7 separate regions of the Mus musculus genome follow, and regions 2, 3, 4, 5, 6 and 7 are each linked to region 1. A link is a loop called in an ENCODE intact Hi-C map of the cell type or tissue named here. Cell type or tissue: heart. All regions are shown on one strand.

The links. A loop is a pair of places that touch in the nucleus more often than their neighbours do. Peaks named below come from ENCODE experiments on the same cell type or tissue, not always from the same donor. Only the 100,000 strongest peaks of a DNase experiment are listed, where the experiment ranks them.
Region 2: it touches region 1 in a loop (8-fold over the local background); 9 of 42 quality-filtered maps call a loop at or near these places.
Region 3: a loop joins it to region 1, with 3.0 times the contacts of the local background. A loop is called at or near these places in 11 of 42 quality-filtered maps.
Region 4: a loop joins it to region 1, with 4 times the contacts of the local background. A loop is called at or near these places in 21 of 42 quality-filtered maps.
Region 5: a loop joins it to region 1, with 3 times the contacts of the local background. A loop is called at or near these places in 10 of 42 quality-filtered maps.
Region 6: it touches region 1 in a loop (7-fold over the local background); 10 of 42 quality-filtered maps call a loop at or near these places.
Region 7: it touches region 1 in a loop (4-fold over the local background); 19 of 42 quality-filtered maps call a loop at or near these places.

The regions. Positions count from the first base shown.
Region 1 is chr8:11,698,738-11,702,737 of GRCm38, reverse strand. No RefSeq gene overlaps it. Among named protein-coding and RNA genes, the nearest start is that of 1700128E19Rik, 16 kb to the left of the region's middle. In heart, a CTCF peak has its summit at 2,193 (motif pointing right); a DNase peak (open chromatin) is centred at 2,217; H3K4me3 peaks cover 465 bases; H3K27ac peaks cover 1,088 bases; H3K27me3 peaks cover 657 bases.
Region 2 is chr8:11,505,310-11,509,309 of GRCm38, reverse strand. Naxd (NAD(P)HX dehydratase) reads right to left here. Exons shown (of 10, transcript NM_001190357.1): 4 at 3,791-3,879; 5 at 2,495-2,603. Among named protein-coding and RNA genes, the nearest start is that of Naxd, 9.8 kb to the right of the region's middle. In heart, a CTCF peak has its summit at 2,346 (motif pointing left); a DNase peak (open chromatin) is centred at 2,349.
Region 3 is chr8:11,614,637-11,618,636 of GRCm38, reverse strand. Ankrd10 (ankyrin repeat domain 10) reads left to right here. Exons shown (of 6, transcript NM_133971.3): 5 at 2,727-2,822. Among named protein-coding and RNA genes, the nearest start is that of Mir7238, 19 kb to the left of the region's middle. In heart, a CTCF peak has its summit at 2,125 (motif pointing right); no DNase peak of the experiment used is centred here.
Region 4 is chr8:11,548,203-11,552,202 of GRCm38, reverse strand. It overlaps Cars2 (cysteinyl-tRNA synthetase 2 (mitochondrial)(putative)), which reads left to right and starts at 1,432. Exons shown (of 15, transcript NM_001359137.1): 1 at 1,432-1,704; 2 at 1,895-1,945. The coding sequence starts at 1,526. In heart, a CTCF peak has its summit at 2,357 (motif pointing left); DNase peaks (open chromatin) are centred at 1,452 and 2,322; H3K4me3 peaks cover 1,612 bases; H3K27ac peaks cover 1,282 bases.
Region 5 is chr8:11,449,254-11,453,253 of GRCm38, reverse strand. It overlaps Col4a2 (collagen, type IV, alpha 2), which reads right to left. Exons shown (of 48, transcript NM_009932.4): 48 at 3,967-4,000. Among named protein-coding and RNA genes, the nearest start is that of E230013L22Rik, 27 kb to the left of the region's middle. In heart, a CTCF peak has its summit at 2,421 (motif pointing left); DNase peaks (open chromatin) are centred at 2,323 and 2,946; H3K27ac peaks cover 583 bases.
Region 6 is chr8:11,600,305-11,604,304 of GRCm38, reverse strand. No RefSeq gene overlaps it. Among named protein-coding and RNA genes, the nearest start is that of Mir7238, 33 kb to the left of the region's middle. In heart, CTCF peaks have their summits at 1,917 and 2,117 (motif pointing right); a DNase peak (open chromatin) is centred at 2,114.
Region 7 is chr8:11,633,169-11,637,168 of GRCm38, reverse strand. It overlaps Ankrd10 (ankyrin repeat domain 10), which reads left to right and starts at 1,412. Exons shown (of 6, transcript NM_133971.3): 1 at 1,412-1,758. The coding sequence starts at 1,552. It overlaps Mir7238 (microRNA 7238), which reads left to right and starts at 1,433; the gene lies at 1,433-1,475. In heart, a CTCF peak has its summit at 2,070; DNase peaks (open chromatin) are centred at 678, 1,378, 2,008 and 3,584; H3K4me3 peaks cover 3,844 bases; H3K27ac peaks cover 3,487 bases.

The sequences.
Region 1 (4,000 bases):
TGATGCATGGTGCATATAAAAGTGTCACTCCACTGGAGGAAAATGAGTTTTCTCCTCTCTACTGAGCTGCAATTGCATCTCAGTATCAATTGCAAAGAGCTTCCTGGTTAGGGCTTTGGGCCACTTCTCCTTTGCCAACAACACACATTTGAGGAAGACATGTGTGTAAATACACAGAAATCCCACCTGGGGGGTGTAGGAGAGCAGGGTAGACCCGTGATGAGTTTGGGAGAGTTAGTGGGAGTAAAAATGATCAAAACACAGAACATGACATTCACAAAGAATAAAGTCTTTCTTAAAGGTAAATATAACTTTCAGAAAAATAATTGGGGCTGGAGAGATGGCTCAGTGGTTAAGAGCTTTGTTTTTGCTCTAACAGAGGACCTGGGTTCGATTCCCAGCACCTATGTGATAGGTCACAAAGGTATACAGTTCCAGTTCCAGGGGATCTGATGCCCTCCTCTGGACTTCAAGGACACCAGCCGTGCACAGCCACACACAGCCATGCAGGCAGGCAAAACCCCATATGCATATACATTGTTTTGAATTAAAAGAATACATTCTGCCACACCACAAAGAGGGCCCGGGTTGTCTGTGATGTCATTATCAGAGGACACAGCCTGGAGCTGCCACGAATGTGGTGGGAGACTCATTCCTGGAAATCACACAGGGTGCTGCCAGGGAGAAAGCCAACCTTCTCCCCAGGTAAGACTCCCGCCGGGGCCCCTGGAACAAAGAACACAGACATGCGTGGATGCGCCTCCACTTACTGTGGGTCCCATTTACTGTTAAGTGTTAGGTGGTGTGGAGGCCATCTTAAGAACCAGAGCCCCCATGCTGTGGGCTGCTGTGGGCATGTGTGACCAGTTAAAACCAGGGCTGAGCTAAGGATCCTGGGAGACACGGCATTCCTTCCTCTGCCTTTAGGAAAGGCAGCTCTCCCATGAGAGCCTTGTCACCTGCTGCAGGGACAGTCAGAGTCCTTCCTGCACCTGCCTTGCTCAAATCCCTGCAGTGTGGGTGCCCAACACGTCAGATCCCATGTTCTGGAAACGGTATGTCCAGATCTGCCAGGTGCCATGCCACATGGGTCCGGGGAGCTTCTGACACACACACAGGACCTAGACAGGTGGGGACATCTCGATCTGGTCTGTGGCTTTGTCACACCCACTTGGCTCCAGTCCCTGCATGGCGCTTCCTGCTCTCTTCCTCCTTCACTCCAAGTGGACTTTAACACAAGGACCAAGCCATTTGTGATGGTTGCACTTGCCGAGCTACAGCTAAAATCACCTAAGAGGACAAACCTTTGGGCTTGCCTAGGACAGTTTCTAGACTGGGTGGATGCAGGAAGACCCTAAATGTGGATGGTACCACACCATTGGCTCGAGGGGCTTTGACTGAATCAAACCTCAGAGAGTGAGTTTAGCACTCCCACTCTTTGCTCTCTGCCTCTGAACCCGCACACAACAGAACCAGCTGCCTCGAAGGACTAGATCTTAAGAGCTGTGAGCTAGAATAAACCATCCTTCTCTAAATTGCTTCTTGTCAAGTATCTTGTCACAGCAACAAGGCAAGGAACATAAGACACTGTTCCTCTTGTCTCACCCAGGCTGTGGTTAATCAGCCTTCTCCAAACAAGGCGTGGCTTCATCTTCACCCTCCTCATCTTCCTTGGGAACAACCGCATGAAGGATAGACAGACGTGATCCTGCCTTTGCCTCTGAAACATAACTTGGGGAAACTAGAGGTATGTGTGTGTGTGTGTGTGTGTGTGTATGCGCGAGTGCGCGAGTGCGCGTGTGCTGCCTGCTCCTCTGCCCTCAAGGAACAGCTCTGTGGAAAGGCCGCTTTAGGACAGGACAGAGGCAGACTGACCTTGGCCAATGTGTAACCAATGAGATACCAAGTGTTCAGGGCTGGATGAAGCCCAGACTAGAATGCTAGGCATCTCTAAAAGTGAGGCTTGTCTCTGCCTCAGGGCCACAGTTCCTTAACGGTAGTACCAGAAATATAATCTCGGCAGGTTGGGGGATGATAATGAACTGTGTATACACATGGCTCCCCCAGTTCTACTGTTCATTGATGTAGAAATCCTCTTTCTCGCTAATATTTAACTCCCTCCAAACCCCAGAGTTTTCTCGACTTGAGTGAATTTCCTATCTCTGGAACTAGGGGTGTAGAATGGAAGGTCTGACAGCAGAGGGCGCCAGCAGCACACCGGCTCTCCGGGTCTGTCTGTGCTTCGGAGACAGCAGGAGTCCTATGCCTAGTGAAAGACACCCAAGTCGGACTTCTCTGTCCATCTCTGCACACTCCCACCTCCAAGTGTCCCTTCACCCTCTTCACACCCAAGCAGCCCCAATCCACGGGGCCACACACACAAGAAGCACACCAGGACGCACACGCGCATCCTACTGTAAGCCTGTCCTTCTCCCCATCCTGGGGCATGTGGAGAAAAGCAGCCCAGCTTCTCTCCAGGCTCCGCTGCTTCCGTGGTAGGTTTTAGTGGGCTCTAGCAGGCAGCTGTCCCCTCTGCAATGCTCTCGGTATCTCAGTGCCACAAGAGGATGCGGGGAATACAGGCTCTAGCCCGGGCAGAGCTGACACAGCTGAGCGTATAGTAAGGCAACTGCAGGAGAGCCTGGTTAGATTTGATTCCATGTGTCCTGCAGAGTTCTTCAAGTTGCCAGGTGAATCAGGGCTGCAGCCAGACCTGCCGTCTGAGGTATGTGTGTGGTTCTGGCCCCAATTCCTGGGCATTTTTTGCCCACACTGTAACAGACTCCCAGACCTTAGCACAGCTGATCATGTTAGAGGGGTCATTTTGTCCTTCAAACCCATAGGCTCCCAGCATCTGCCAAAGCAGGAACAAAAACCTAACCCATTCACCTGGTCCGTGCTTCCAGGAAAGGCCTTAAACGCACTAACCTTGCTTTTTGGCTTCTGTAATTCTGCTTCTTGCTAATGAAGTTTGACAATGAGTATGTGGTTTTGTGCATAAAAGACAAAGAGCCTTTAACTCTGAAGACACAGGATGGAGAAGCCGCAGGAGGGGTGCTGGGCCTGGACTGAGCCTGCGCTCCTTTCAGACTCCTTTTGAGCTGACATCAGCAGAATTACAAATTCTGAACAAAAGTTGTTCGGTTTTTGTTTTTCCTGTTACTCAGGGTTTCTTTAGAAGCAAGTTATAGAAAATCCTGACCAAGAAGGATTTAAAAAATATATTTTAAATCTCAGCATATGGGAGGCAAAGGCAGGTGGATCTCTGAGTTTGAGGCTGGTCTGGTCTATATAGTGAATTCCAGAACAGCCAGTTACAGCTACACAGTGAGACCCTTTTAAACACACACACACACACACACACATACACACACACACACACATTCATCTCATGAAAACTTGCAGCCTTCAAAATGTTGGTCTCTAATGTTGTGCGAGTCTCTAACCCACAGTCCATGGGCTTTATGCATCCAGGAACAGTCATCACTGTCATCCAACCAAAAAAATTATAAATTTAGTTAAAACAACATGAGATTTTTGTTGCAGTTTCCTTTTTGATAACTCAATTGTTCAGTTTGGGGCATGAACTTTGTAGACAACAATATTGTTGTGTCTCAGTGTCAAAAGATTGGATACCCATGTAAATCAAAATATTGAGGGGGCAAGTAGGGGTTCATTGTAAGACTGCAGCCAAACCAGAGAAGCTCTAACCGAGAATAAAACATGCTATTGAGCCCAGCACTGCAGGAGACACGGGCCTATGGGCAGGCACCCATCCTATGTGCTGATTTCCTTTCCATGGCTTTTTAAATCCTTCCAAACTGTTCTCCCAAAAGCTCACAGTGGTGTCCACATTCCCTGGTGGGGATATGTAACTGTCAAGATCAGTGCCACGTGAAGGAGAGAGGAGAGACCATGTGTTAATAGTGTTGAGGCGATGACCTGAGAGTGCCCCCTCTTCCCCCCCCCCACCCCCCGCCCCCGTGGCTTACCCGATCCG
Region 2 (4,000 bases), 190 kb after region 1:
GACAAGCTGAACAGTGTGGAGGGCAAGAAGGCCTTGTGCAGACAGAAGCACTGGAGAAGCCGGAAAAGTTAAACACAGCCTACGACCTCTGATGGACGACGGGCTCAGCTATTCCTCGTGGAATGCTGCAGTTTACACCCTGGTGACCCTCCCTTTGCTGCCTGCTGAGCCAGGCTCTGCCTACGTCTCCCTCCCGGGATTTATGCTTTATTTACCCCAGATCCTTCCCCTAGATCCTGAGTACTGCTGCTAGGCCGGAAACACATCGTCATGACATCACTTGTGCATCACAACAGCCTAAGTGACTTCAGTGTTATCGTAGGGCATTATGTTTACCTCAATCTCCATAGACCTAAACCTTGGGCACCATCTTTGAGTCCACAGGACCCACTTTTGTGTAAGAAGACAGATGCACTTTGCACTTTGTAAGCATGTCTTAAATTGTTGTGCACCAGGACTGACTTATCTGAATTCTGTTTTCCAGAATTGTGCTGTGCTTAAATGGTTAAAGCCTGGTTCAGGCTCTGTACTGGCTAGTTGTGTGTCAACTTGACACAGCTGGAGTTATTACAGAATAAGGAGCTTCAGCTGAGGAAATACCTCCATGAGATCCAGCTGTAAGGCATTTTCTCAATTAGTGATCAAGGGGGAGAGGCCCCTTGTGGGTGGGACCATCTCTGGTGTGGCACTGACATCACTGGCCTGGTAGTCTACTATCTTGGGTTCTATAAGAGAGCAGGCTGAGCAAGGCAGGGGAGGCAAGCCAGTAAGGAACATCCCTTCATGGCCTCTGCATCAGCTCCTGCTTCCTGACCTGCTTGGGTTCCAGTCCTGACTTCCTTGGTGATGAACAGCAGTATGGAAGTGTAAGCTGAATAAACCCTTTCCTCCCCAACTTGCTTCTTGGTCATGATGTTTGTCCAGGAATAGAAACCCTGACTAAGACAGGCTCTAAGAAGTCTTGGCCCAGCAGTAGTTACCAGAATTGAGCTGATCTGAGTCTCCCTGTTCAGCCCTGACACTGAGCGTCTCCCTGCCTGCTGGAAAGCCTGCAGGAGCCTCCCACACAACTGCATCCCTGCACGAGGAGGCAAAAGCGCAGACAGTGCTTCCGGGTCACAGGAAAATGCTCCACCTGCTTGCCTACTGCCGATCTTATGGAGGCATTTTCTCTATTCAAGCTCCCTCCTTTCTGATGACTCTAGCTTGTGGTGTCAAGTTGACATAAAACTCTCAGCACACTAAGAAATGTGCCTGGGTAAGAAGCATACATTATGTCTGGCAATGGCCCAAGTTCAAAAGACTCCTAAGCAAGGTCCGGGCCCATGAGCCTCAGAGAAGCCCATTTCCTTCCTTAACAAAGATCAGCCTGCTTGCTGTGACTCTGGCTTTACTGTTAACCCACAGGGTGCTGCAATTCAGATCTTAGGTCCATTTCTGATTTCATGGTCTTTGGCAATGTGACACCAGGGTCTCTTCTAGTTTTCCCCGTTACAGCAGAGTAGCAGCCCAGCTAACACTTAAGACACTGGAAAGGCTTGCCACAGTGAGCCATGCTTCTCTTAGAAGGATGAGCCACGGCTCCCTGGAGCAGAGCTCTGTGAAGGTGTGTGTGAACATAAAACGCCACTCAAAGACACAGCCTAACAGTAAGTACACAGCTCTGAGATAGCTATTAAAAGTTGTTTAGAAGTGAGAGATACATGCCTACCCCAGGTTAAGTGCCTCTAGGACCCACAGAGTAAGTTGCAGAAGAAACAGGGTGTGGTGAGAGCACTCCAGACAACTTAGGTCTAAACCAGCTTGTGAACGAGCTTATTGTGAATGCAGCAGTCCTGGGGAGCCGTATTAAATGGTGCAGCAGGAGGAGGCTGAGAACTGCTGATCTACAGGGTCAGCTCCCACAGCCCCAGCCTCTTCTGCAAATCAAGAGACTGATCCTAAGATTGGGGAAGGTACAGGCGCCGCCAGAGCCAGAGAGCTGGAGCCAGTCACTTAGGACACTGGATTCCACCCGAGTGCTGACTGATGTGGGAAGGAGGAAACACCTGACACACTGCAATATGAACTACAGATGCAACAGCATGCTGCCCAGTCACAACAGTACAGAATCCGTTCCTCTCATTAAACTGACAGATGCAGAGACCACCAAGAGCCCTGGTAAGCAGGTTTACACTAGAAGAGACATAGACCAGCTGCAAGTCTGCCCAAACCTCAGGTTTAATGACCTCCATGAAACCAGGCAGGAAATGTCATGCAACCTGTGCTTCCTGCAGCTGCTCATTAGAAACCTCCAGAGTAAAGAGACTCATCGGCTTTGCCCTGTTCAGTAAGCCCAATACCGCCTCCTGGTGGCCTCCCTTCCCTCTGCCCCTCAGCTCAACTCCATCTGCTTTCCAAAGACCAACAGCATGCACTGGGCCCCAAGAACCAAAGAAATGCTCTCGCCCCACTGTTATGTGTGAGGGCGAGCGCTTGGCAGGACACCACTTACCCTGACATTGTTGAGAAGAAGGTCATCCCTACCTAGGCCAGGTCCCACGACAAGGGCATGCAGCCTGGGGAGCCATTTCTCCACCTCCTCAACAGCATTGGAACTGTCACTAACAAAGAAAAATGCAGAATGGTTTTCTCTAGGCTTTAATTTGTTTACTTGAAACCACGTTGTGAGTATACTAGGGACTGAACCCAGGACCCTGAACACGTAGGGAAGTGCCGTACATCTCAGCTCTAAAACCTTTTATCGTGAAAATAATGTAGGTGTACAGTGAATGTGCACACTAGTACAGAAGTTCCCACGGACCCCTTTCCCTGGCCACCTCTCATGAGAACACCCCACACACTCATATCCCGGAATACCACAAGAGGTCAGGGCTGGCCCAGCACCAGTGACTCCCGTGCAGACTGTTGGCTGAGTGGCTGAGCCCCGGCCCACCCTCTCCCCGCCCCAGGATGCGTCTGGCCTTTGCATCTCCTCCATGGATGGGCTTACTCTTGCTTTAGCTTTTTAAGCCTGCATTACTTCGTTAAATATTTTTCCCTGCGTGTATGTCTGTATACTACACATGTACCCAGTACCCGCAGAGGTCAGAAGAGGGCGTCAGAGCCCCCGAGCTAAGTTAGAGACGGCTGTGAGCTGCTGTGCGGATGCTTGGAATAGACCCCGGCTCGTCTGCAGGAGCAGAGCAGAGTGCACTCACTGCTGAGTCACTTTATTTTTATTGTGATCAAAGTGGGACAGAAAAGAACACGACCCTGAGCTCTCTTAGGCATGTGTGTCTCAGTGTTTGGTGGCGCTGCCCAGGGAGACGTGGGCCCTATCATCAATGAAGCTCTGAGGAGCCCCTGGGACACACACTGCTCAGCACAGAGCCACCCACTGAACCCTATGGAGCCCAAGCATTGTGAGCAAGTGCCTCAGGTGACCTTGCCCACACAGGCCCCAAATGACGCTGAGACAGTCCCCACACACAGCACAGCACCCGCTGCCTCTCAAGCCCTCGGTCTCTCCTCCAGCCTTCTTGCCATCTTACGCTGATGTGAAACAGTGACTCACTATGGCTTTCTTTTTGTTTGTGGTGCTGGGGATCAAACCTCCACTTCATGAGCTACATCCTAAACCTTTTAGACGTTTCTTTTGAGATAGGGTTGTTGTCCAAGTTGGCCTCCAATTCGCAAGCTTCTGGCCTGAGCTATACGTAGCTGGGGTGACAGGTATGTGTCACGAAGCCCAGCAGACACAGGAGTGTGGCAGTGCTGCCGCAGGGAAAGACACCTGTTCTGCACTCACAGGACTGGGTGGACGATCAGCTCTGGGCTGTAGGACTTGATCACTGGCGCTGCCTCCCTGGCACAGAACACGTGGGTCAAATCTGCACCCTGAGAAGTGAGAGGTGGACTCAGAGAAGGCCATGTTCAACAGGCATGCACGCACGCACACACGCGCGCACACACACACACACACACACACACACGAGGTAAATTGTTCATATATAACTAA
Region 3 (4,000 bases), 84 kb after region 1:
GTTATGTGCATGTAAATGCATGTACTTTAAGAGGGAAAGATGTCAGGTTCCCCTAGAGTGGGTGAGGTAGTGCTCGCTTCCCTTCCAAACCCAAGCAGAATAAACGTGGGTCACTGAGACATCCATAGGCTGCTTTCTCAGATGTAGCTTAGATTGCTTCTTCAGCAATGACAGACTACAAGTACAAACACCAGTGACAGGAGAGTGGGGTGGTACACATGTCAAATCCAAACATGGTGTCGTTAGGATTGGGAGAGATCAATTTTGCGGTTTGAAAAGTAGATGATAGCTATGGTGACTGTGTGCAGCATGCTGAACAGCTGTTCATAGGCAGGAGGAAGAGAGAGCCTGTATGAAGATGTCAGCCAAGATCTGTTTTCCTAGCAACTCAGAAAATGAGATGCTAAGCTGTAGACTATGGAAGAATTTCACTCCTGCTCAGCCTGCTGGATCAGTGCCTTCCTATGGTGATAGGCTCCTCTGCCCTGTGCTGGTATAGTTCCATCCATGTCTTACTGCACCCCCCAGACCTGTTTGAGATCAACAATCATTGATGGTTTTAATACTGGAGGAAGAGTTACCTTCCTATGTTTTGTTTTTCTTGGCTGATGTGAGCTTCATTCCATGATAAGGAAACTGCCCTAGGTTTGGGGCATGGAGAATGAAAATCTTGTCCCTGTTCTCCTGGGGCTTTGTGGCTGCAGGCAGAGAAAATGCCCTTCACATTTGTTGGCTGTTTTTATTTTGGGGACAGAGTTTCACTATGTGATCCAGCTGCCCTCAGACTCATGATCCTTCTGTCTCGACCTTCTGAGTGCTGAGAATATAGATAACACCCCACATCTGCATTTCTAGTCAGTAGCTAAAGAGGTATTTAATCTAATTTTCAGAGATGTGAACTTGCACAAAAACAAGAACCTATAATTGTCACTTTGTACAAGGCCTGTTGAGATGCTGAGTATGGGTCTAGCCTCTAGCAGGTGTGTTTCAAGAGTGCTTGGGGTTTGATTAGAGACAATAGGCTGGGCATGAGCATTGAACCGTGGCCTCGCTGTCCTCGCTGTCCTCGGGTCCTGGGGAAACATCACCCTGGGGAGCATCTGTTACCCCTTCAGCTGGATAATCAATAATTGGGAAAGACTCTTGTGCCTCTGAAATGAGGACGGCCTAAAGCTGTGAAATTCTCCCGTTATGAAAACTTTGAATGCTGAGTTGCTTTATTTGTAGTCTCTGACCCAGAAATAATTGTAGGTACTTATTAAAGGAATGTTAACAAGTATGAGCTTATGAGTGTGTAAATGTGCTGTTTGTGAACACGCAGAAGGGAGGCACCCCAGGCTCAAAACAAGTGCCCAAGGTGTCTGTAGCCAACAGTAAATAAAAGATTCTTCTGGGCATTGGTGGCACACACCTTTAATCCCAGCACTTGGGAGGCAGAGGCAGGTAGATCTTTTTGAGTTCAAGGCCACCCAAATTGAGTTGAGCTCCAACCCTGTCTCAAAAAAAAAGATCTTTTGAAGTAGTTAGCATAGAAAATAATAGGCTCCAATGTGGCATTTTCATACGTGTAATATGTTTGTGTGTAATGGCCCTTGCTGTTTTCCCCTTCCCTCTAGACTTTTCCCCCAAGTGTGTGTGTGTAAATCTAAATTTTACATGTAAGAAGCAGTATTTTGTTTTTCAGGGTCTAGCTTATTTTATTTAGACACGGAATCTAAAACCTCGTGATAATGTAGTTCATAAAATTTCCTGCACATGACATTTTAGTCTCTTTTCTTTTGATTGATACATACAGGCTACTCTGTAGCCATGGCTAACCTGGAACTTGCTGTGGCTTGCCTCAAACTCAGACCTGCCTGCTTCTGTTTCTTGGTTGCATGAACCACACCTGGACAGTGATTTCACTCTTCCTGAGTGAAAAGCAGACTGAAGTATGTGCCAGTGAAGCAATGGGTAGTAGCAATTTTTGGAACTTTTTTTTTTTTTTTTAAACCATTCTTACTAGAATTAAGAGTCCATTTGTTAGAGAGGGGCTGGTCCTCACTGAGGGTTGTCAGGTTTGGCACAGATGAGGGGAGAGTGATGATGATGGTGGTGGTGGTGATATCTTTGCACTTCCACTCTTGGGCACAGGGTGGCAGTCTAAGGAAGGGGAGAGAATGTGGCCCAGCTCCTTTCTCCCGGGTCCTCTGGCCTGTGCCTGTGTGTTTGCCTTCAGGTTCCTGTATTTCTTCAGGGAGCTCAATCTGGACATTGCTGGGAGTGGGAGCCTGTGGATAAACTGTACTTGAACATAACCCTTTGCATAAATTTTTTAGTGAAATTAGTAGATGAATTTTAAATGTCATGATTGCTTTGAATGCTTCATATTAAGAATTGTCTTCAGTAAATTTCATTAAACTCACTTGTGGAGGGGGTGGTGCAGGAAAACTTAGAATTATCTGCAGGTTATACAACTCTCTGTGTTCCCCAAAAGAACCATCTGAGAATTAAGACTCTTGGCATCAAGAAAATGAGCAAAAATCTGGAATGTGTGACTTTGAGCTGAAATTGCATATTTTTTATTGTAGAAAGTAATTTCACAATAATATAAAGGTTTACTAGTGATCTTTGCTTCTTTAAATTACTTGAGAGTTGTAAAGCTTGTAGTGTAGATAAAAGCGATGCAAAGCACTGTCTTTGCTTTCTTTATGGACACGGAATCTAAAACCTCGTTTTCTGTGCAGTTCCCAGCCTGGATCACGCCATGCCTCTAGCAAATGGAGAGGCTGAAGATGATGCCGACAGAATGCACGTGGACAGAGAGTGTGCTGCTGTATCAGGTGGGACTGGACAGTTTCCTGTTAGCTGCAACAACACCCCAGTGGTGGAGGACACCAAGCAACAGGAGAGTAGTTCTGTTGGACCTAAAGAAATAGAGATATATACTGTTTCAGCAATGCAAACCCCTTGTCGTTGCAAGAATCAGTATGCTTACTATTTCTGAGTTCTCAAACTTTGCACTTTCTTGTCCAGTGTCTTGAAGAAAAAAAAAAGGGTTCTATTATAATTTTTGGCACTTGTACAGATGCAAGAATTAAGTGTTTTTGGTAAATTCTGTTGCTATGAGGACTAGCGCAATCTCCCTGTTAGATTTGAAGCTGTTACATGATGTGCCTTGCTTGTTTCTCATGAGGTCTACAGTTACGGTTTCCTGATGTGGCCTTTGGGTGGCTCTGCACATGCTGTTGCTCATACTCTGAAGGGAGTGCAGCAGGTGAACAGCTAGCTCACGGAAATGCTGGGAACTAACTGTGAGGGTGGTGGCTGTGGCTTGTGACCTACTCAAGACAAGTTTGGGATAACTGCCCCACGCTCTTGGTTGCTTTGGTGTCTAGCATTCCCTTGAAGACTGTAAAATACTGATCATTTTCTGCAGAGTTTATGTGTTACAGTGTCCAGAAGACTACAACATAACCCTTACTTTAATGTTTCAAAGTCAAAGGAGCTGAGTTTTCTTAGACTTAGGATTTCTAAAATGCTGTATTTATTTGGCACATGCCTTTTCCCCAATCTTTGGGTGATAACAAAAATACCATGGCTAATTTTTATATAAAAGTGTTTTGTTATGGTGTTCATTTCTTCACTGGAAATAAAAGGTCACCTGTGTGTTTCCTAACCCACAGGTAATATTGTCAAGCCCAGAACTTGCTCTGTCATAGGTGGTGATAACTTTGGCCAAATCATTAATGCACTGGGTGCTCACCCATGAACAGTTTGCTCAGAGCAAATGTTCATTTAAAGCAATGGTTTCTGAAATCAGCAGAGGCTGTTTTGCCTAACAGAGGAAAAGTGGTAAAAGCCAGAGCCTCTCCTTTATGGAGACAGCATTGTTCCCTTCCTGGTCAGGCAGGAGAAAGAAGCTCTTCGCTCTTCTCATGCCAGCAGGCAGGTCGTCCTGGATGTCAGAAGGCCACGTGGGCCTTCTGGTGTTTTCCAGTACTGTCTGACTCAGGAAACG
Region 4 (4,000 bases), 150 kb after region 1:
GAAGTGAGACAAATAAGTGCACACACATTTACAATGACAAACTGCCACGATGGCAGGTAACTGTGAGGAAGAATGATATTCCTGGAGAACTTGGGACATTTGGAGACCACGAATTTGACTACCATAGTGCATAGAACACAGTCTGTATTACCTGGAAGTCTAGCTTCGGGCAAGCAGTTAGAGGACAGAACTTTCAGGAAAAAAGTAGGGAACAACATGTCTGCCTAATCATTTGCCTTTCAAGAGAGCATCAAAGAAAGGGGGGAGGCCGGGCGTGGTGGCGCATGCCTTTAATCCCAGCACTCGGGAGGCAGAGGCAGGTGGATTTCTGAGTTCGAGGCCAGCCTGGTCTACAAAGTGAGTTCCAGGACAGCCAGGGCTACACAGAGAAACCCTGTCTCCAAAAACCAAAAAAAAAAAAAAAAAAAAAAGGGTGGGGAAGACCAAAAATACTGAAAGACCTGAGCATGCTTAGTATCAGACAGACTTGACTGGACAAGCAAAGGACTCTTTACTTTTGTAAGCCACCAGTAGGGGTGCATTTGTGGGGGTAATTTGAATGTAACTCCAAACAGTCCTCAAGAGATGAACGATAGACTTCTGCTCTCGTTTTCATTTGTTTTTAAGGCAGGGTCTCTTGCAGCTGAGGCAGGTCTTGAACTCATTGCTGCTCCTGTATCTCTCTCCCAAAATCTTTGATTATCGATGGATGCCACTATTTTGACTCTAAAAAGTTTTAAATGATTTATTCTTATGTGTAACGGTATTTTTGCCTGGATGTCTGTCTGCGGACCACATGCATGTAGTGTCTGATGAGTCCAGAAGAAGCCTTGGCCCCTCTTGGAACAAGAATTACAAACTTTTGAGTAGCCGTGTGGATGCTAGGACTCAAACCCGGGTCCTCTGGAAGGGCAGTCGTTTCTCCAACAGGCATTTCCAGTTACAGGTTCTTGAGGAAAGGATCATTTCCTGGTGTGGTTCTTTCATTCTAAGCCCATAGAACAGTAAGAAGTACACAAATACTGCATGTACAGGGTTGCAGACAGCAGTTTGGTATGTAGTATTGATCTACACGTACTGATTGTGGCAAGGTACATACTTGCAGATATGCTGTACGTATGATGGGGTACAGGGTGTGTTAAGGCGCACATATTGAGGTGTTTAAATGAGGACATGATGACCGCGGGATGGTGTATAGTGTGTTGGAGTGGTGTGCTGAGATTGGGTACATATTGCGGGGCACACCGGGTCCCAGCAGCAGACACAATGATGTACACCGAGCCCAAGTTACCCATAAGGAAAGGCGAGGAGATCTGCGCTAAAATGGGGAAGGGTTCGAAGTTCCCGCCTCTCTTCCGCTGCCACCGTGCCCAAATGCCTAAATATTGCCAGACTTCAGGCAGAGTGTAGCCTCTTCCGGGAGTGGGCGGAGCCCCATGAGGAACGGGCGTGGCTTCTGGTTCGCCCGGCTGGGCCTGGCCTGCAGGATCTTGCCTTCCGCCTGTTCGCTGGATCTGTCCCCAATATGCTGCGGGCGCGCGGGCCTGGGCCCGGCGCTCTGCTGCTCCGGGCCGCGCTGGGTCTCGGGCGGCGCGGGCGGTCATGGCAACGGCCGCAAGGCCAGGACACCGGCGTGCAGGTGCATAACAGCCTCACTGGCAGGAAGGAGCCGCTGATAGTGGCCCGCTCGGACGCAGTCTCCTGGTGCGTGCGCCGGGAGAGGCAGGGCGGAGCGAGGCGGGGCGGGAAGGTGCGCAGGGGCAAGTCAATTCTGAAAGCCTGACGTGGTCTCCCGAGCGTCACTTAAACACCGCGCGTGTTCAGTGAAGGTTGTTAAGGAAGACTTAGGGCTCCTTTTACATATCTCACATGGTGGATCTTAATATGTTCCCAGGTATAGCTGTGGACCGACTGTGTACGACCATGCACATCTTGGCCATGCTTGGTGAGTTTCCTAGATTTGAACCTTTGACAAAGTCAGAGGGTTATTTATTGTGCAAAGAGTAAACTGTTAGCTTGTTTTATAATCTGTTAAGTGAACTGAGTGATGATTGCATTCTGGGAATTGTGAGACACCGGAATGTTGGTCTCTTTGGTCTTCATAGCTGTTTGGAGTTGCATACCCATTGGAGTTACTGTGAAGGAATAGAGAGTGACCCGTTTGCGAATTAGATGTTTCTAAGGTTGGTCCAGAGACCCGAATCCAACAGTGGGGGATCATTGCCTGGTCTTGGACGGATCACATTCTTGCTGGAATCATGGTTCTTATTTTGAGTGAAGACAGAAATGACAACATGACATCTTCATGGCAGTTTCTGGAAATGTCTATGAAGTGCCGCTTAGCACAGCGCCCCCAAGTGTTCTAAGTGCTCCACCACTGACCCACTGACCGAATACTGTCTTGCTAGACTCCAGGGAGCATTGGAGCAGTATTTGTTGACATTTCCCATCTCTTGATATTTTAGTTGTTGTCTTGCACTTTTTTGTTTGTTTGTTGTTTTTGAGACTGAGTTTCTCTGTGTAGTCTTGGCTGTCCTGAAACTCACTTTATAGACCAGGCTGGTCTCAAACTCAGAGATGTCCCTGTCTTTGTTGGAATGCTGAGATAAAAGGTATACGCCTACTGCCTGACTCTTGCACAGTTTTAATTGGGTATTTTTAAAAAGATTTATTTATTTATTATATGTAAGTACACTGTAGCTGTCCTCAGATACTCCAGAAGAGGGCATCAGATTTCATTACGGATGGTTGTGAGCTACCATGTGGTTGCTGGGATTTGAACTCAGGACCTTAGGAAGAGCAGTCAGTGCTTTTAACCACTGAGCCATCTCGCCAGCATCCTTAATTGGGTATTTTTAGACCTAAATGAAACGCAAGTGTGGAGGCCAGAGGACATCCTCAGATGTCATCCTCAAGTGCTACCTTCTGTCTGTTTTGAGACAGAATCTCTCACTGCCTTGGAAGTCCACAAACAGGCCACGCTGGCCGGGAAGCTCGTCCCCAGGGTCCACCTGTCTCTGCCTCCAGCACTGGGGTAGTGGGGACAATCCGAGAGAACAAGAGTGGTAAAAAGCTCTTGTTGCTTGGCAGTGGTGGCGCACACCTTTAATGCCAGAGCTCTGGAGGCAAAGGCAGGTAGATCTCTGTGAGCTCAAGGCCAGCCTGGTCTACAGAGCAAGCTCCAGGACAGCTAGGACTACACAGAGAAACCCTGACCTAAAGCAACAAGAACAAAACAGTCTTGACATTGAGTTTTGTATCAGGATTTTTTACACACTTAAATACATGCAAACTCATCCAACAGCTTTAATCTTAAAAAAGGCAATACAGTGTCCCAAACTGATGTGATTGCTTTTGTTGCGTCTCACAAGGCCCTTCTGGGCCTCCAGGTGGGACCCAGTTTGTAAGAAAGTACTTGGCTTAGTTCCCTATGAACCAAGCATCAACTGTAGAACACTGTTTGGAAGTTACATAGTAGCGTGTTATACTGTAACCCATTTCTTTTCAAGAATAAAGCTGATGGGGCCCACAAGATGGCTCCCTGGGTAAAGGCACCTCTTGTAAGAACCTGATGACCTGAGGTTGATCCCCAAGATTCACTTGGTGAAAGGAGAGAACCAAGCCCCGAAAACTGTCCTCTGACCTCAACATACATTCTGCACATCTGCCTCTCCTGTGTGTGTGAGAGGCACACATACACACACACACACACACACACACACACACACACACACACACAGAGCATTCATACCACAGACACTATAGTAGCAGTAGTAAACATTGTGTCCTGGAGAGATGATGTAATGCTCAGAGTACTTGTTTATAGATGAACTAAGTTCCTCCCATCACCCACATGATGGCTCACAACCGTCAGATGCACACATGGTGCACATACATACACACAGGCAAAATACATGCACATGAAATAAAACAAGATAATCAAAAATAACATAATTTTTAACAGCTGGGCAATGGTGGCGCACACCTTTAATCCCAGTAG
Region 5 (4,000 bases), 250 kb after region 1:
TACCCCCCTTTCCAAGTCAAAACCTCTTTGTGGTTTTCCTGTGGGTGGGAGGCAGCTGCTCTGCAAGAAGCTGACAGGCAAATGTGGGAGACAATAATGCCTGTGTTCTTAGAAATTCATTGAGAGCAAGCAGGCAGAAACTGGGGTTCTATGAGGCAGAGAGGCCAGCCCATTGTGGGTGGATTTTGTTAACGCTGCTGAAGGCTCATGTCTTGGTTGGCCCGGTTGCTGCAGGCCTGAGTGGCCTTTCCTGCAAAGCCTGCATCCTTCAGATCAGACACAATGTTGTACCTGCTGTGGAGAGTGGGCTAGAACATTACCGCCAAGGCTTCTGCTGCTGAAGGGCGTCCCAGAGTCCCCACATTCAGTTTCACAATAGCCTGTTAAAACCTGAAACTGAGTGAGTCTGCTTCTTTCTGAAACAGCTGGAGCACCCCAATAGAGGCAGAAGCTGTACTTCCTGTCCTCGAGATGTATCTTGGCCAGTAACACATCTGGGAAGTGTGTGACTCAACCTGGGGTTATTCTTTTGACACTTCAGAGTGAAAATGTGGTCACATGACATGGCTTTTGCTGTTCATATTTAAGGTCCTGGGTGGGCAGGTGAATTCCCAGCATCATTTCTTCATAGTATTATCTTTCTTGAGTCCTGTCTGCACTGAGTTTCTCAGCTGCTGTCTTCCTGAATGGCTGTATGGCCAGGGGCTGCTACTCAGGGACAGACTGCTACTTCCACTTCAGTGTGCTGTGTGTTTGCTACTTAGAACTAAAAGTAGCTGCTGGCTTTCACTACACTCCTGTCTATTTCTTGAATGTCACTGGCCCTGTGTGGCCTGGGTGAGGAGCAGTTCATCAAATGTAGTCTGTATCCCATCAAGTGACATGGTGTCCTAAGCCGAACCCTGGCACCCTGTCCTGAGCATTCTTCTTGGGGACTTGGTACATTATTAGCCTTGGTCTCTCCATAGGGAACCAGGTCTTTGGGTCCTATTTAAGGGGCTACAGGACTTGAGTTTCTTTAGGAAGCCACCAGTTCTGTGAGTCATCAGTGGGTGACTTGCCTTTGTGGGCAGTGTGGATCTCTACAGGATGGGGAAGATGGTCTGGGGACTTATGCCCAAACACCCTTCTTTCCTTTGTTCCAGTGTGGTAGCCCCAGGATCTGGAGCCATGGCTGCTGCTGTCAGGGACCTTAGAAGCCTGTTGGGATTGTCACTCAGGTTTGAGGAACAGCTCCAGACATTTATCACTGCCTTTGAGGAATCAAACTTGGCCATGGTGGCAGGGAAGTTTGAGGTTAGCAGTGGTAAATTCTGGCTGCTGCCTCTCTGTAGCCCCAATTTCCCTCCTGGGACCAGCTTCTTGGGTGCACACAGAAACCGTCCTGTCCTGGGCTGTTCGTTGGTTCCTGTGACCTGATGGCTCTGGGCAGGTCCCTCTCTTGGGTCAGGAATTTGAGCAGAAGTGGTGGTCTTACCTGTGCTCACAGGCTTGCTGGCACTCTTGGGAGAACAGCTCTCTCCCAGCGGTATTTGGGTATGGAGCACTGTGTGTGGCACAGGGTTAGTTCCTGGGACCAGCTTCTTAAAAAGCACAATAGTCATACCCACCCGTTCCCCAAGTATAGGAAGAGCTGCAGACTGACAGGAAGCAGCCTCAGACGAGGACCTTGTTCCCACTTTGCCCATTACATAGTCTTCCATAGGTACCTTTGAGGAACCTCTAGAGACAGGGGAGAGAGATGGTTTCTTTCCCACAGTGGAGAGAAAATAGCACTGAATATATCTTCAGTTCCTTAGTCCTGGGGGTCCCCAACTGGAGGGATGACCATAGGTCTCTGAGAAGACAGACCCAGGTTCCCGGAGACCTTAGCTGGGTGTGTGATCCCCTCTCCAGGCATTTGTGACCCTTGAAGGTACATTGGCTCCATCCAGAGTTGGGGTGGTCTGGATGGCATTTCCTATTCGTGCTTCCTGCCCTTGGCTGCTGTCCCTGTTCCTCACGCCTCTGTAGCACGCACTGCCTCTCTTCCTACATTGGTTTCTTTGGACCTGCAATGAGTTCCAGGCAGAGTATAGGGCACACCAGCACACCAAAACCCCGTGATGCTTGTCTTAGAAGTTTGTGGGCCCAGACTCTTCCTTGGCTTATTGATAGATAGGTCTGCACATGGAGCCCACTGCCCTGTTCCTCAGAGGCAGCCCTGGCTGGAAGCATGTTTGTTCTAGGATGAGGACTGGAGGCTCACAGATTGCAAAGGGCCTCTGAGGCCAATGTGTGTTGTTAGCTAGAATGAGCCTGGTGTGGTCCCCAAGCCAAGCACTCTGCTGCACCCTGCTCCTCTTAGGACTGAAGTGGAGGTTGTGCAGCTGGGGGATAATGCAGTCGATTCTGCAGGTCATAGGCTGCTCTCTAGTGGCTAGAGCTGTTTCTGTCACTGAATACCAAATGGTTCTCCATCTCCGAAGTGTCTCTCCCCTGACCTTGGACAGTTTAATAGCTCTCATTTCACATTTCACCACTCACTCGGTTTCTCCCTGTGGGGAGTCACAGAGGTCTGGATCTCTGTGGGTAGTTGAATTTGCTGACCTATTAACCCTGGTGGAGCACCTCCTGGGAGCAGTGGGGTAGGAGAGCTCAAGGGATGCCCAGGGCCCTTCAAGAATAAAATGAAGACTAAGCCATCACAAGGCAAAAGGACAATCACAGCCCACCACAGAGAGAGGCTGGGTTTGTCCCTTGGAGCATCATATGGCTCTGTGGGAATCACTGCATTGTTAGGGCTGGTTAATACCAACACAGCATTAATCTACCAGGCTGCCTCCTCCCACCCCAGCTATCCTTTGTTCTTGGACTTTAGCCATGCAAGGGTCAGAGCATTTCCTGTCAGTCCTGCACTCAGCAGAAGTTTATCTGCAGGCGGTGTTAGAGCAGGGTACGTTTGTAACCAGGGAAGACATGTGCTCTCTCCATGTCCCTGTGTGGCTTCGCGATGGGGCCTCCAGTCTGCATTCCATCCTCCCAGAAGGACACCGTGTTAGTTACTTTTCTATTGCTGTGATAAAGCAACATTGCCATGGTAACTTATAAAAGAAAGCATTTAGTTGGCTTTTATAGTTTCAGAGGATCAGAGTCCATGACAGCGGAGGGAGGGAACAGCTGAGAGCTCACATCTTCATCCACAACTGCAGAGAAAGCACCAAGAACTCTGTGAGTCTTTGGAAACCCCAAAGGTTGGCCCAGTGACACACCTCCTCCAACAAGGCCACATCCTAGGTAGCTTCCAGGGCTATCAGAGGTTGAACTATGTCCTGGCAAAGTGCCTTTCAAATGCTGAGTGGAGATGGAAGCCATCTTGGGACTAACAAATGAACCTTGGAGATGCACTTAGAGGTGCCCAGGTTCCTCACTCTGACATGTGGATTCCCAAAAAATGTCATGAGAATACAGACAGGGATCAAATCTGCCAAAACACAGAAAAGAGCAGCTTGTATCTTGATGCTAAGATAGGTGAATCTTTGGGGCTTGCCGGCCAGCCAGCCTACTTGGCAATTTTAGCCCCATGAGAGATCCTAATAAAGAGTGGTGGGTGGCACCTGAGGAATGATACATGCACATACCACACACACACATGCACACACACACACACACCACACACAGACACCCCCCACACACATCACACACACCATACACACAGACAACCCTCCCCCCACCATACACACATACACCACACACACATACCACACATATACAACACACACAGACACCCCTCCCACATCACAGACACCACACACACAGACACATCCCCACTCCATACACACATACACCACACACACATAAGACACCCCCCCCCACCACACACACACACACACACACACAGATCACACACAGATACACAGACACACACACACACCACACATACCACACACAACACACACACAATGATTCGGGGGACAGAAAACATAGTCAAGTCCTTAGAATATCTTTTATTTATGGTGTT
Region 6 (4,000 bases), 98 kb after region 1:
GACTCAAGTTCCTGGTTTCCTGTACAAGTCTCTGTCTGCTACTCCTCCCCCTTCCTGCCCTCCCCTCTCCCCGTGCTCCTCCCTCACCTCTTCCCTCCTCCCCCTCCTCCTCTCATTGCTTCTCTGCATTATTTATATGTGTGTGAATGTGCACGTGCATACGTAGGCCACAGGTCCTGTGGGAAGGGAAGAGGACAACTTAAGCTGGTTCTCCTACCTTCTTGGAGGTGGAATTTGGGTTTTCAGGCTCAGTGGCAGGCACCTTTACCCCCTTGAGCCACCCGTATAACCATTTTCTGTGACAGTAGTGGAGGCAGCCATGATCCTACCCAAACACTCAGCAATATCTAATGTACCCAAAGGCACATGAGCCAGGGCTGGCTTTTGAGCAGCCTGTGATGCACTGAAGATGGTCCCCAGGTGCTGTAAAGATGGGAGCATCATGTTTGTGGAGTATTTTGGGATGGCTGAGGCAAATTTTAGATGTGTAGTAATTTTCTAAACTAGAAAATTGGAAAGCCCTGTAAATGGAATTATGCTACTGTGATGGTTTGTATATACTTGGTCCAGGGAGTGGCACTATTAGAAGGTGTGGCTCTGTTGGAATAGATGTGGCCCTATTGGAGTAGGTATGTCACTGTGGGTGTGGGCTTAACACCCTTACCCTAGCTGCCTGGAAGTCAGTATTCTGCTAGCAGCCTTCAGATGAAGATATAGAACTCTCAGCTCCTCCTGCACCATGCCTGCCTGCATGCTGCCATGTTCCCACCTTGATGATAATGGGCTGAACCTCTGAACCTATAAGCCAGCCCCAATTAAATCTTGTCCTTATAAGAGTTGTCTTGGGCTGGTGAGATGGCTCAGTGGGTAAGAGCACCCGACTGCTCTTCCGAAGGTTCGGAGTTCAAATCCCAGCAACCACGTGGTGGCTCACAACCATCTGTAACAAGTTTTGACGCCCTCTTCTGGAGTGTCTGAAGACAGCTACAGTGTACTTACATATAATAAATAAATAAATCTTTAAAAAAAAAAAAAAAGAGTTGTCTTATGGCTGGGCGTGGTGGCACAAGCCTTTAATCCCAGCACCTGGGAGGCAGAGGCAGGCGGATTTCTGAGTTGGAGGCCAGCCTGGTCTACAGAGTGAGTTCCAGGACAGCCAGGGCTATAAAGAGAAAAACGATTGTCTTGTTCATGGTGTCTGTTCACAGCAGTGAAACCCTAACGAAGACAGCTACACTTTCAAGCGCTCCGTGGCTCAGACTAACAAAAAATGTTGCTGCTGATTTTTGAGCATTTCAACTCCAAAGGGGGAACAGATGGTCAGACAGAGGCAGACTTGGAGGGTAAATGGAAGGGAATCAGCATGAGGGGACAGCGTAGGTAATGAGAAAATATAACCAGAGCCTTATATACAAGTATAAAAATGTCACACAAAGCCCATGGCATGTGTAATTAATGTGAGCTGATAATAAAATATCTAATATGGGAAATTACAGATTTAAAAAAAAGTAGCCCAGAATAAAAAACAAATCAGAAAGAAACATAATTCACATTGGCACAGCGAATGTATTCCTAAGTACTATGCATATGAAATGGAATGACTTTTAACAAGTGTCCATGGTACACAGGAATCAAAGCAACCCGGTGAGGAGGGGCTGAGCATACAGCAGAACAAATTAATACAGCTCAGATCATTACAACCTCGAGTATCCAGTAAGCGTGCAGATTTACTATGTGGGCTAGCAGAATGGCTGGGGAGGTAACGGTGCTTGCTGGCAAACTGAGCTTCACCCCCAGGCCCCACGTGGTAGGAGAAAACTACCTCCCACAAGCTGTCCTCCGATCCGCATGGGCACTGAGGTGTGCCCACATACACAAACACAAATAAATTAAATGTGAAAGATTAAGAGTTGAAGTGGTGAGTAGGAGGGAAACAGCAAGTCCTGTCTGGAACTAGCTAAAAGTACCAACACTGTCACTTTAGGGTCACCGGGCTGTGCAGTCTTCCCCTCGGGGCTCAGGTATTAGCAGGCAGCCTCTGCACCCAGCCCGCTGTGGGTCCTAACCCTCTCGAACCTGGAAGTCTTAGATCAGGGCTCCGACTGTGTTTTCCTCTACCAGTAGGGGGCAGCATCACCACCATCACAGTCCAAAAGGCCACTGGTGGAATCATTTCTAGGATGTATTTTCAGCAGACTAATACTAGTGGTGTTTGAGCCTCTTGTATGGGCCTTCAATCCGGAAGTTAGAGGGATTCATTATCTACCTTATGCCAAGCTAAAGCATCACAGCCGTCCCCAGTGGGTGGGACGTGAGGGGTTTTGAGGTCCTCCATTCGTTCACCTTCTCTGAAGCAGGTGACTCTCAGATGACCACCACTTGGTCTGCCACTGTCTTACAAGGTTGCATTGGACCGACAGGCTGAAACATCTGCAGACAATCCACAGAGAATCCCTTTGACATTCAGCTAGGGGAGAAAAGGATGGTTTCCAATTAAACAAGAAAACACTGTGTTCCCAACACCTAGCATGCTCAGTTTACACTTGTCGAAAGAGCTATTTTCAACTTATTTAGACATAGCCTTTTATCGGATTTCTCTTTTGCATGCTTAACTAGGAAAATAAGACAGAAGCAATTAGCTCTGACTTTTTTGTTTCTTTGGGAACAGAATCTGTCTCCCAAATCTCTGCAGTGAACTGACATACCCACATTCAAGCTCACGTGGCCCCAGGGCAGGGCGAGTCCCTACCACTGTCCCTGCAGGGGCAGCCACCCTGCAGATGTCTATGCTGCAGGGCTGGACTTAGGCCTGTCAGAGGCACAGCTAGGCATCCTGACTCTAGAGGGTGCGCAGTGTGAAGGTGGCCCCTACCTCACCACACTGAATCTGCACCACAGCAAAGGTGTGTGTGTGTGTGTGTGTGTGTGTGTGTGTGTGCGTGTGCGTGTGTGTGTGTGTGTGCGCGTGCATGCGTGAGAGCAGATAGGAAGACATTCACACGTGGCCACACTCCATCTGCAGGTTCCCTGCTTCTTGTATTTTCTCCTTTTCTATTTGGGCCTTAATCTTTTGGAGTAAGAAAAGGTTATTAAAGACAGCACTAGGTGGCTGGAGAGAGGGCTCAGCAGTTCTCTTCCCAACACCCACACGGTGACTCACAAACACCCATGATCACCAATCCAGGGGATTCTCTTTTCTGGCCTCCATGGGCTGCTACATGCACACGGTACACAAAAAACTCACCCAGGTTCACACATATGTACAAATAAAGAGTTTTTAAGAAAGGAAACAAAAAACTTTCTTAGACCCAAAGTGAGATTTTACTTACTAAAGCTAACTGGTGACCGTCACATTATATGGGGAAGATAAAAGGGTCACTTGCAGGCGAGATCTAAGGAAGAACATAGGTGGGGAACCTGTACTCTCAAGGTTAAGGTGGGAGCAGGATACCTGGGCTTGAGGGTGTAGCTACTCGTCAGTATGGGGCAAACTGGAGGCCAGAACAGCCCTGCTTTATGCTGGAGCAGCTGGCTTCTGTTGAATCAGCCACATAAGGATGCATGCCAGTAAGTGGCAAGGAGGCCTGGGAACACTGACAGGAGAAAGTGGCCGTTGATCTTGTGGTTTGAGTGTGGACCATCATTCAACCACAGCTGGTATGTTTGAATGCCTGGTCTCCATGTAGGGGTGCTGTTTCAGGGTATTGTGAGGACTGACTGGTGAAGGCGGGTCACTTGGGCTGGCCTGTCAGGGTTGTAGATTGGCTCCACTCTTGCTTCATCCTCAGTGCCCTGGTCCAACAGTGTGAACAGCCTTGGCATATCCTCCGGTGGCCATGAGTTCTGCCATGCCTTTCCTACCACAGCAAAGGGATCAACCCTTGCTCCCCACAGTATTTCCAAGAGACATTTGTCATAGCAAGAAAAAGTAGCTAGCTGGGCATGGTGCTGGCATGTGTCTTTAATCTGCACAGTCATGAGGCTTGAGACAGGCTGATGG
Region 7 (4,000 bases), 66 kb after region 1:
AAAAGTAAAACTTCCATGAATAGTGTCTACTCCTTAATGGCTCAGTATGATTTTCAAATTTTATAGCCAGGAGGTGGTGGTGCTCGCCTTTAATCCCAGCAGAAGCAGGAGGATTTCTGAGTTCAAGGCCAGCCTGGTCTACAGAGTGAGTAGACCAGGCTGGGCTACACAGTGAAACCCTGTCTCGAAAAACCAAAATTAGAACAAAAAGAAAAAGAAAAAAGAAAAATTTCAAATTTTTTACAACCATAGCATTGTACCATTGGAAAGAGAATTTAGTAGTCAATTTTTCTAAAATTTCTTTCACCATGTGCCCAGCCTGCTCACGTGACTCATGCTTTACAGTTACAGACGCCAGGGCCTCTCGATTCTCTCTGGCATCCATTCCAATTAAGGCATACCGAAGTTAACTGGCTGCACCCTTGTTTTCGGGTTTTTAATGAGGAGCTGTGCTCCGCAGGCGCCCAATAAACACTAATTGGAGGAACTCAGGCAACCGCGGAAGCAGGCCAGGGCCGGCTGCCAGAGTCCTGAGTCCCCACTCGCGAGTGTGCCTGGCAGAGCAGCAGCTCTATTTAGAAGTAGCGCCTCAGGCATCGTCCTCAGCAGGAACCTGCGGCCGAGCTCCAACCGCTCCAGGTCACACCCACCAGCGCCAGGTCACGCCCAGCCGCCCCAGGAATCGACCAGAGCGCCGCTCCGCTCCAAATCCCAGACTCTCCTCCTTTAGTTAAGGCGTGGCTTTCAGCTGCCAATCACAGAGAGGCCGGCCTGGGCTTTGGCCTTGCCCCAGGCAAGGTTTACAGCCAGGGTCGTAGGCCTCCGGCTTCAGGCGAGGTCTCAGGCGCGGCCTCCTCAGGCTTCAGTCGCAGCCAAGTCTCCCCCCTCCTTTTTTTGTTTTGTTTTGTTTGTTTGTTTGTTTGTTTTTCGTGACAGGGTTTCTCTGTATAGCCCTGGCTGTCCTGGAACTGACTCTGTAGACCAGGCTGGCCTTGAACTCAGAAATCCACCTGCCTTTGACGCCCAAGTGCTGGGATTAAAGGCGTGCGCCACCACTGCCCGGCAAGTCTCGTCCCTCTAACCACACTAACGTGCAGGCCCACCCTCAACCCCTACACCTTCAGCGTTGGCATCAGTAGCGGCCTCCTCAAGCGGTGATCGCCTCCCAGCCCCTAACTTCACCACCAGACGCCTAAGGCGGCGTTCCTGCGCAGACCCTGAGAAGGCCCCGCCCTGCAGCCAAGGCCACGCCCTATCCCAGGCGCCAGCCTCAGCACCACCTGCGGGAGGCCCCACCCTATCCAGGCGCGGGCCTCGCCCCACCACGGGCGTCAGCAGCGGTCGGAGGCAGCGGACTGTTAGGCCCCACCCTCTCAAGGCGCAGGCTCCGCCCCGTGGCTCAGGTCCCGCCCTCAGTGCTCGCTGCGCTCGGATGCGGATGGGACGCGGCAGCAGCTCGCCTGTCCTTTGTGTTCGAGTGGCGGCAGCTTCGCAGGCCTTCACCGGCACATTCCTCTGGCCGATCAGTCGCGTGCTTCCTAGCGACCCATCATGTCAGCGGGAGCGGGCGCGGCCGTGGAGGCAGGCTTCTCCAGCGAGGAGCTGCTGTCGCTCCGCTTCCCGCTGCACCGCGCCTGCCGGGACGGGGACCTGGTCGCGCTCTGTTCGCTGCTGCCACACACGCCGCGCGCTCACCTGGCCGCTGAGGACTCCTTCTACGGCTGGACGCCCGTGCACTGGGCTGCGCACTTCGGCAAGGTGGGCGCGGGCACTTTAAGGCGCCATTTTCCGCGTGGTGTGCTGTTAGGGTCAGAGCGCACCCCACGGTGTCTGGAGAGCGCGGTCGGCAGCGGCAGCGCAACCCCTGAGAGTTCCAGGGCGCATGTGCGGTACCGCGCGGTCTGCGACCCAGGACGGTGGGGGGTGGGGGGCGCGGAAGCTGCTCAGACGCCGCGGGCGCCTCGAGGGCTTCAAGGCGCATGTGCGGCGGGCGGCGCGCGACCCAGGACCTCCGGGGGCGCGGGGAGTGTTGGGAGGCGGGGCGGAAATGGGGTCCGTCTCGCCGGCTCCCCCGAAGGATCCAGGGCGCATGTGCACACTTGTGGCTCTTCCGAGCGGGGCGGGCAGACTGCAGTTGAGGCCGTTTGCGCGGAGGCCGCCGGGCTTCGGGAATCGTGGCGAGGAGGAAACTGGGGGCCTCGCGCTTCTGTCTAATGGAAACCGGGTGCAGGGCCCCCTGAAGGCACGGAGGGATGGGCGCTGCCCTCGTAGCCGGGGGTGTCAAGTCTGCACCTGCTATGGCCGACGGCGGGGTCGCGGCCATGCCTATCGGCCCCCTCTCCACCGGGACCGTCCTGTGTAAGCTGCGCTAATTGGCCCCGTTCTCCTGGTGTTGAAAGGTGGCATGCAGTTGGGTGCAGGTAGTCGCTGGGAATCCACCTTCTCGTGGTCGCCTTAGTTAACCTGCACACAGAAGTGCTTCTGCGCCATAAAGCGGCAAAATTCACGCTGTACTGTTTACCAGAATTTGATCTAAAGCTAAAGGAGCATTTTCACGTCTACGGAGAACGAGTTGTAGACTTGACTTTGGAGACCAGTATTGTAGCGGAGGCGAGGACGTTGTAGTTCTGAGCTTTCCTATCTGAAACCTGGATGGTCTTAAGATACGGAACCATCTTGTTAACCCGTTCCAACTATTACGGAAAGCTCTTAGAGGCGAAAAGGCTGAGCCTTTCACCCCAGCCGGGCCATGTGTTACTGCTCTCCCTCCTGTAGGTTTCCAGCGTGTTTCCCTAGGTTGTACCTACCAGTGATGCTCAGGTTACCCAGTAATTTATGGGGCTTATTTATTCCCGGAAAACTGGCCATTGTGAAGGCTAACTATCTTGCTTTTACCAGATGCCCCATTTAAAAGGACCCTCCACAATTCCAAAGCCAGTTTCCTAGGTTGAACACGGCATAGCTAACAGGTTCAAATCCTGGCTCCACGTTAAAGGTTAACTAACTGCTTTTCTCTTGACACCTGTTCATCTTACTGCCACTTTGTACTTGTATGTTTCCCTTGGGAAATCTCACCAGCGATTACTTTTTGGTTTGGTTTGGTTTGGTTTGGTTTTCCGAGACAGGGTTTCTCTGTATAGCCATGGCTGTCCTGGAACTAACTTTGTAGACCAGGCTGGCCTGGAACTCAGAAATCCGCCGGTCTCTGCCTCCTGAGTGCTGGGATTAAAGGCGTGCGCCACCACCGCCTGGCCAGCCATCACTTTCTAACACTGTCCTAATGTCTGTTTGCTGTGGACTGTGCAAGTTTTGCAGCCTGCCGATCAATAAAAACTCAGAGAATCTGTGTTTATTGAAGTGACCAGTCCTTTGTAAGGACAAGCTTACCTTGCTTGGGGAGACAGATAGGAGGTTCGGGGTGCTGTTTGTTCTCAGGAATTGCTTGCAACCAAGCACAGCTTCTTCACTGCCTGTGGTCAGTTGAAGAGAAACAGACAGTCCAAAATTGGAGAACAAGTAAGTACCGAAGAAATTCCTGGCCAGTGTAGGCACATGTTGAATGTGGTGGACTCATAGCCAGCTGCCAGCGCAGTGGGACCTGGCTGGATCTTGTCTGCGCTTGCCAGTCTTTGAGTTAGTCACCTACTGGGTGAGCTCAGCCGTGGTGTGACTCTTTTATTATAGTTAGTTATTTATCTCGCATACTTGGTTTCTGTTCAGTTTTAAAGGCCGAGAGAGAGAGAGAGAGAGAGAGAGAGAGAGAGAGAGAGAGAGAGAGAGAGAGAGAGATACAGACTGGGCTTTGGGGCAGTTCAGTGTGTCGGGGTTGTGCACGGTGTGGGAAAGTCTGACTATAAAGAGTTTACTGCACTTTTTACAGTACAGTACAATTTGTACAATTTTTACAGCCCGATGTTTACTTACCATGAGTGTGAACGCCTTTATAGGAGGTTTGTGTGTGTGTTTTAAGAACACTCCACTCAGCATAAATGCTTTTAAA